Regions from separate parts of the Homo sapiens genome. Here all the other regions are linked to region 3. Evidence: chromatin loops called from intact Hi-C (ENCODE). Cell type or tissue: heart left ventricle. All regions are shown on one strand. Region 1 overlaps FRY (FRY microtubule binding protein). Region 2 has its middle 37 kb from the start of FRY-AS1. Region 3 has its middle 120 kb from the start of FRY-AS1.

Region 1 (2,500 bases), 250 kb before region 3:
ACAAGTGAGTGGTGTGATCACAAGGGCACGTGCTGCTCAGACAAGGGTGCTACTGAACAAGTCAGGACATGTCATAAAATGAGGAAATAGAACTTGGACAAAGCTGCCTTCTTTGTTGGTCAGATCAGAAATATGACTTTTAATGGAAAACACTTGTGTAAGGTAAGCTTCAGATTCTGATGGAATCAGCTTAGTAGCTTTTAATAATGTTCTTGTACAGAGATACATGAAAGAAAAGGGGTGATTTCAAATTCACAAACCATATCCAGAAGAAAAGATAAATTAGGAGAAACATCCTCCTTTGAACTAGGCAAGATAAGCAAAAGCTTATTAGAAAGAAGTGCCCCACAATGTCAACAAGGGCCGTGGAGGAAGAAACACTGAAAGTGAAGCCCAGCAGACAAGGATTTCCAAAAGAAGGAGCTTGAGAGAGGTGGACTGTTCACCACCAGGGTAGTTCACCAGAAGGGGTGGAAATTTCTCCTTGGAGGCTATTAAAGAATGAACCCCCATCTATCTACAGTGGTTCGAACTATATCTCAATTAAAATACAGAAATATGACTAAGTGAATTATTGAGGCAATATATACAATTGAGACAAGTTCTCTTTCAGCTACTCCAAACAACTAACCACTTTCCACAACACAGGCATATGTGGAAAAGGGAAAGCAGAATAAATGTTTAATGATTTTTAGATACCCTAGAAGACTGTGGAATCTGTGTATGCATTATCTTAGAAGTTTCTACAAATAATAAGGAAACACCACATAAAACGTGTTTATTATTTTGCATAAAACCAATGACATTTGGAAAATTCTATAAATTTGGGCAATCAGATTTACCCTTCTGAAATTCAATGTCCTTATCTAAAAATAAGAATGAACATGTGCCCAGCTTACCTAACATAATGTATATGAAATGCATTGTATAGCACGGTGTATGTTCTTTGAATGTGAAGATATCTAAAAATAATAAACTAACATTTGCTGAGAGCTTTGAAAGAGGAGGGTGAATACTCAACAGCAAGCCCTTGGTGCATGCAAAGCACTGCAGGAAGTGACAAGGAAAGGAGCCTGTGGACTCCTAGTGAAAGCTCCCTCTTGTGGTCAAATGACAGAGCAGGAACTATCTAGGAGAGGAGAACGAGAGAAAAAGATGGCGGCTGCCAAGGGGAGACAGCTGCCCTTTCTATCTGGAGAATCCTCAGGGATCCAGACAGCTGAGCAGGCCAGGCTCTGCAGAGAATGGGAAGGAAGCACCCCCATGGATCTCACCACAATGTCAGGAGGGCCTGTGAAGCTTCCATGGAGCCACATGGAAAGGTTCTCACACTTGGCCATATTATGAGCTGGCTGAGCAATACATGTAAAGTCAAAAATCTAGTAGCTTGAAGAAGGCAGTTTTCCAGCTTCGTTGTATACACTGTTGTCATGTGCAACATACTAATATGTGTCTGAGGTGTAAGTGTCTGTGGTATTCAGCCATTACTCAAAGTGCAGGAAGGGCCTGGGAGCAGCTGTGTGGGACACACAGTTGAAACTCCTTACAGGGAACTGAGCTGGGAGGGATGGACAACCTGCATGAACACTGCCCTTATTTTACCAATTATGAAAAAAAACAAGGTTTTAAATAAAAAGTGTACCACGGATGAGACTGTGAAGTGTCAGAAATAACAGGTCTCACTCCTCTCTGACTAGACCATATATTATCTCAGGTCAATTGAATCCGAAGGCAACTGGACTGTGGGGGTATAAAGTAACTGAAGACTTCTTGTGTGGCACTTGAAACCCACATTTATTGCTATTGAATTACTTCACTTTTGTCCTCTGACCCTCTCAAGGAGATCTGAAGAGGGTCATTTTCTCACAGGTTAATAGGACTCTATGTGCAGGTCGCTTACTCTAGTTATCCTTCCCCCTGAGGAGAACAGCCTCTGGCTTCTTTTGAAGCTTATTAAAAAGGTCCCTTCATGGGTTTCCCATATAAGTCCAGTCATTTCCTTGATTTCTCCCTAAGACTTAGACTCTCAGGAATATTTATTTGTTCTGTTCCCTCAGAAAAAAAAGAAAAAAGAAAAAACAAAAAACAGCATCCATTGCTTTGGGCTTGGTAAGAATGTAACTTATAATAAACAGGACGCACTATAAATAGCACTAGCATTCCAACCACATCTGACAGAATTCCCTCCCAACACGCCTGGCACCATGGTCTGGGGGTTTGGGCGTCACTGGATTGGGCTGTCAAGGTGATTCCAGAGGTAGGAGCCTCCCACTCAGACTTATAGCAAAATAGCATTAGAGACTTTACCAGAAAGAGAACACTGCATGCCATTCAAAAAACTTGGTACTTCAAAGGCCTCAGTGTATATAATCACCAATTAGACTTCTATTGAATAAAGTGAACTTTCCTTCTACTTCAATTTAACTGAAAACTTTTTCCCTGCAGACGCCTCCTCTCTCTAACCACATGTCTTGTCATCTAGCCCTCGCAACAGTCCTGA
Region 2 (2,500 bases), 85 kb before region 3:
CATAAAGTTAAGACTGCAAAGGGCTACACCCTCGGTGTAAGTAGAAAATGACACCCACCCCCACACTTACAGCAGATTAAAAAAAAAAGAGTTTCAAATCTAGTTGATGAGCAGAGAGAGAAAGAATCATTGCTGATAATTTGGACTCATAAGCCAGTCCTCATGTTAGTTTGGAGCTCAAATTCACGCTACTTAGGTAGTCCAAAGTATCTCAGGTCCCAAATTTGATTTTGAGTGGTTCTTGACTGGTAGTGCCTTTAGGCAGTCCTGCTAGTACAAACAAATGCAAAATGGCTCTGGAGTAATACATCTTTGTCCTAGGCTTAAATAATTCACACACATAAAGTTCCCCTACCCCCCCAAAAAAGAGATATATATATGTAGTTCACACTAAAAAACTAACTAGTTAAACACACATGGAAACAAGGCACCATAAGGAACAATTAGCAGAAACAATAGACTGCAGAAATAGAACCCTCAAGGATTCTGGATAATGGAATTACTACATACAGACTCTAAAATAACTGTACTTACTATGTTTAAAGGAATTAAAAACGGCCAGGTGCGGTGGCTCACGCCTGCAATCCCAGCACTTTTGGGAGGCCAAGGCGAGCAGATCACCTGGGGTCAGGAGCTTGAGACCAACCTGGCCAATATGGTGAAACCCCATCTCTACTAAAAATACAAAAATTAGTTGGGAGTGGTGGCGCATGCCTGTAATCGCAGCTACTTAGGAGGCTGAGGCAGGAGAATTGCTTGAACCCGGGAGGTAGAGGTTGCAGTGAACCCAGATCACACCACTGCATTCCAGCCTGGGCGACAGAGTGAGACTCCGTCTCAAAAAGCAAAAAAAAGAAATTAAAAACAAGTTCGAAAATATGTGCAAGGAACCAGAAATGTTATAAAATATCCAAATATGTTAGGAAAGAAACAAACTTCTAGAAATAAAATTTAACAATTGAAACTAGAAATTAAGTGGACAAATTTAATAACAAATGCAACACAGCTGAAAGAATGAATTGGCGAACTGAAAGCCTATCTGAAGAAATTGTCCAAAATGCACCACAGAGAGAAGAAAAATAAGAATGAGATTAACAGACACAGAAGATAGGGTGAGAAATTCTTAATTATCGTTCCGGAAAACTAAAATTGACATTTGACTTATTGAGAGGTGAAGCCAGCTGGACTTCTGGGTTGGGCAGGGACTTGGAGAACTTTTCTGTCTCACAAGAGGATTGTAAAATGCGCCAATCAGCACTCTGTAGCTAGGATTGTAAAACGCACCAATCAGTGCTCTGTGGCTAGCTAGAGGTTTGTAAAACGCAACAATCAGTGCTCTGTTAAATGCACCAATCAGCACTCTGTGGCTAGCTAGAGGTTTGTAAAATGCACCAATCAGCACTCTGTAGCTAGGATTGTAAAATGCACCAATCAGCGGTCTGTGGCTAGCTAGAGGTTTGTAAAATGGACCAATCAGTGCTCTGTAAAATGGACCAATCAGCACTCTGTAAAATGGACCAATCAGCAGGACATGGGCAGGGACAAATAAGGGAATAAAAGCTGGCCACCCCAACCAGCAACCGGCTCGGGTCCCCTTCCAAGCTGTGGAATTTTTGTTCTTTCATTCTTCACAATAAATCTTGCTGCTGCTCCCTCTTTGCATCTGTGCCACCTTTCAGAGATGTAACACGGACCGCGAAGGTCCGTGGTTTCATTCTTGAAGTCAGCAAGACCAAGAACCCACCAGAAGGAACCAACCCCAGACACATTATTACTTGAAAATTCCCCTAACTATGCCTGTCAATTAAATTGAACTATGAACAGAAAATATTTATTCTGTGAAAGAAATGGAAAAAGAGAAAGATTGACCCTCAGTGTGTAAATGGATACAAAATTTGCTGCTAGGTGTTCTGAGAAGGACCAAACAGAAATACCATGCCTTGAAGGCTCACCATGGTTACAGGATATTTTTTGCTAGAGTACTAGTAGTGGGAATAACAAGAAAAGTGGCTGGGCACGGTGGCTCATGCCTGAAATCCCAGCACTTTGGGAGGCCGAGGCAGGCAGATCACCTGAAGTCAGTCGTTTGAGACCAGCCTGGCCAACATGCCAAAACCCCGTCTCTACTAAAAATGCAAAAATTAGGTGGATGTGGTGGCACGCTCCTGTAATCCCAGCTACTCGGGAGGCTGAAGTGGGAGAACTGCTTGAACCTGGGAGGTGGAGGCTGTAGTGAGATGAGATGGCGCTACTGCACTCCAGCCTGGGTTGACAGAGTGAGGCTCTGTTTCAAAACACACACACACACACACACGAAAAGAGGTTGAAGAATTAGGTCAGATAGACCATCTTAGGCTTGAGGGTTAAAAGAGTGGAAATTACATATGTCAATTCTTAAAGTATCTCCTTAATCACATCTGTTAGGATGGGTACATTAAAAACAAACAAACAAACAAACACATAGAAAAAAGAGGATGTAGAGAAATGTGGACTCTTATGC
Region 3 (2,500 bases):
CAGCTAGTTCCTTCCATTTCGCCAGTCTCCCCTAACCCTTCAGTCACATAGCATCCCCATCCTTTAAACACATAGTATTTTATCTGATACACATTTGCAAATTTCATGTCTGGTATGTGTGATTTATATCTTAGATTACGTAAGTTGTCTTGTGAATTTTTTGTGGTTTTGGGGTTTGATTTTTTGTTTTGAGACAGGGTCTCGCTCTGTCACCCAGGCTGGAGTCTAGCGGCACGATCACTGCTCACTATAGCCTTGAACACATGAACTCAGGCAATCCTCCTGCCTTAGCCTCCCAAGTAGCTAGGACTACAGGCACACACCACCACACCTGGCTGCTTTTAAAATTTTTGTGGAGACAGGGTCCTGTTATGTTGCTTAGGCTGCTCTTGAATTCCTGGCCTCAAGGAACCCTCTTACCTCCTGAAGTGCTGGGATTACAGGCATGAGCCACCACACCCAGCATGTGAATATTTGGTCACTAAGAGCAATTTTAGGCACATACATATTAAGCATTCTATACACACTTTTCAGTAAATTATGTTGAACAAAAATACCTCTGATTTTTAAGACAGCTTAACACTAGAAAATAAACCTTCTAGCTACACTAAAATGGTTGCTTATTATTAATAAATGCCAATTTAATTTTCTAACTTTTTTCAGCACTTCAAATTTTTGCAGCACTGCCACTTTATCCTGATACATTCATATGTTTTATTTTAAATTCAACAGTAGACAAATACTGATCAAATGCCCAAATTCTGTGGTTCTAAAAGTTTAGAAATAATTCACTTCCTCTATTATTCATTTCTAGCAGACTAGAACTACTAAACATTTTAACACACGTGACTGTCTCTTGGGAGAGGACAAAGTCACAATCTAAGAATAATAATGTGTTTTCCTTAAAAAAAAAAAGTCTAAGAGGAGGACTATTGTTAGAATTTCTTTTCTAAAATTCAGCATGGGAATAAAAGACCTGCTTTTGAGAAGATGCTGACTGTAATGATAAATAATAATAAATGTTTGACTCAAATCATAAAGCTATATCGTATAACTTCAAATAAATGTCTTCAAGACAAGGTAGTGTATTATTTTAAAAGCTTTAATTTTTTAATAGCAAAGCTAAGAGAAAAGCAGAGGCACATTATAACATTACTCTAGCGCCCTCTGGTGTCCCACGTGCAGCACACCTTTTTTAGTTCATCATTTGCTGTTTCTATAGCTATTTGCAAAGGAGCATTTTGGGAAACGACTAATGTGTCTGGAGAGGAATGCCTCATTAAAGAAAACCAAATATGTGAATCATACAACATCTTACAACCAAATGATTTGCTAATTATGCCCATACATACTGTTTACCTCACTCTGGGGAGCTGGAGTTGGCATTACGCTTATTAAAGCCACACAGGTAAGCGGAGTTGATTAAACATGAGGGCTTGAAAAGGAAATATCTGTAATACTAGCCAATGTTTGCTTCGTAGAAAATTTCCATGGGAAGCTACAGGTGATGTGATAAAAGCTGGATGTTTAGTGGATACCTATCATTATTAAACCTGTTTTGGTTTAAAAACATTGCAAAATTTAGATGAGTGAAAATTAATTGTCACAAGTGATGTTAGTCTTTGTGGGTCAGAAATGCAAATATGCCCCTTTAAAACGCACACACTTAAAACTGACTCCATATTGAAAAGTCAACTTAACCTGAAATATTAAAATAATAACTGCAACTTGTAAATATTATAAAACAAAGGATAAGAGCATGTAAATTATAAGTAGGCATAAAGGAAAAACAAAAACCCAAATAACTCCACTCTAATATGAGTACCAATCTCTGAAAGAAATATACCCAAATGTTAACAGAGTTTGTATTAAAGTAATAGAATTGTGTCTAACTTTTTACTTATGCTAACTTCACCTATTTCCTTTTGATTCTCTCTTCATCATCTAACCCCAAATCCCAAGTGCTAGAAGCAGCTGTCCTCATTTCTGGCTACTGTTGTCCTGTCTTTTTCATTGTCACAGCTGAGAAATTGACAATTTATGTAATCCAGTTCATCTGCTTAGCAACAGGAAGGGTGGGGCTCAAAACAGAGGAAAACTACCCAGTAGCATTTGCAATTGTGAAATGAGAAAGGAAGAATGGGGAATTGGCTAAAGGTCATGTAAGTTATCTCTGAGGGGCTGAAAAAAGAGATCAAACTATTTTCAATTCTAAATCTCAAAAGGATAAGTCAGAAGAAATGTTCTATATTCTTCTTAGACCTCTATAATTACAGTCTTAAGATTGCCACGTGATTGAAATGCCATAAATAGTGCTTCACTGACAAATAAATACAAAGTTATTTGCTCCTGAATCTCTAAATGTGTCAATTTTGGGCTTGGCCTCCGAAATTGCCTTAGGGAAACAGTGTATCTTAGCTGAGAGTCAGATAATCCCATGCAAATAGGAGTTTCAGCCAGGTGAGAACCCATAATACAGCTACTCTGAGCACGAATCGCA

Evidence for each region. A loop is a pair of places that touch in the nucleus more often than their neighbours do. Peaks named below come from ENCODE experiments on the same cell type or tissue, not always from the same donor. Only the 100,000 strongest peaks of a DNase experiment are listed, where the experiment ranks them.
Region 1: it touches region 3 in a loop (2.0-fold over the local background); 8 of 110 quality-filtered maps call a loop at or near these places.
Region 2: a loop joins it to region 3, with 2.4 times the contacts of the local background. A loop is called at or near these places in 18 of 110 quality-filtered maps.

What each region holds. Positions count from the first base shown.
Region 1 is chr13:32,163,461-32,165,960 of GRCh38, reverse strand. The region is part of intron 17 of FRY (FRY microtubule binding protein); the gene reads right to left. Among named protein-coding and RNA genes, the nearest start is that of FRY, 130 kb to the right of the region's middle. RefSeq lists an enhancer at 1-702. In heart left ventricle, a CTCF peak has its summit at 1,110 (motif pointing left); no DNase peak of the experiment used is centred here; H3K27ac peaks cover 2,101 bases.
Region 2 is chr13:31,993,486-31,995,985 of GRCh38, reverse strand. No RefSeq gene overlaps it. Among named protein-coding and RNA genes, the nearest start is that of FRY-AS1, 37 kb to the left of the region's middle. In heart left ventricle, no CTCF peak of the experiment used is centred here; no DNase peak of the experiment used is centred here.
Region 3 is chr13:31,908,756-31,911,255 of GRCh38, reverse strand. It overlaps the pseudogene EEF1DP3. Among named protein-coding and RNA genes, the nearest start is that of FRY-AS1, 120 kb to the left of the region's middle. In heart left ventricle, a CTCF peak has its summit at 1,179 (motif pointing left); no DNase peak of the experiment used is centred here; H3K27ac peaks cover 1,487 bases.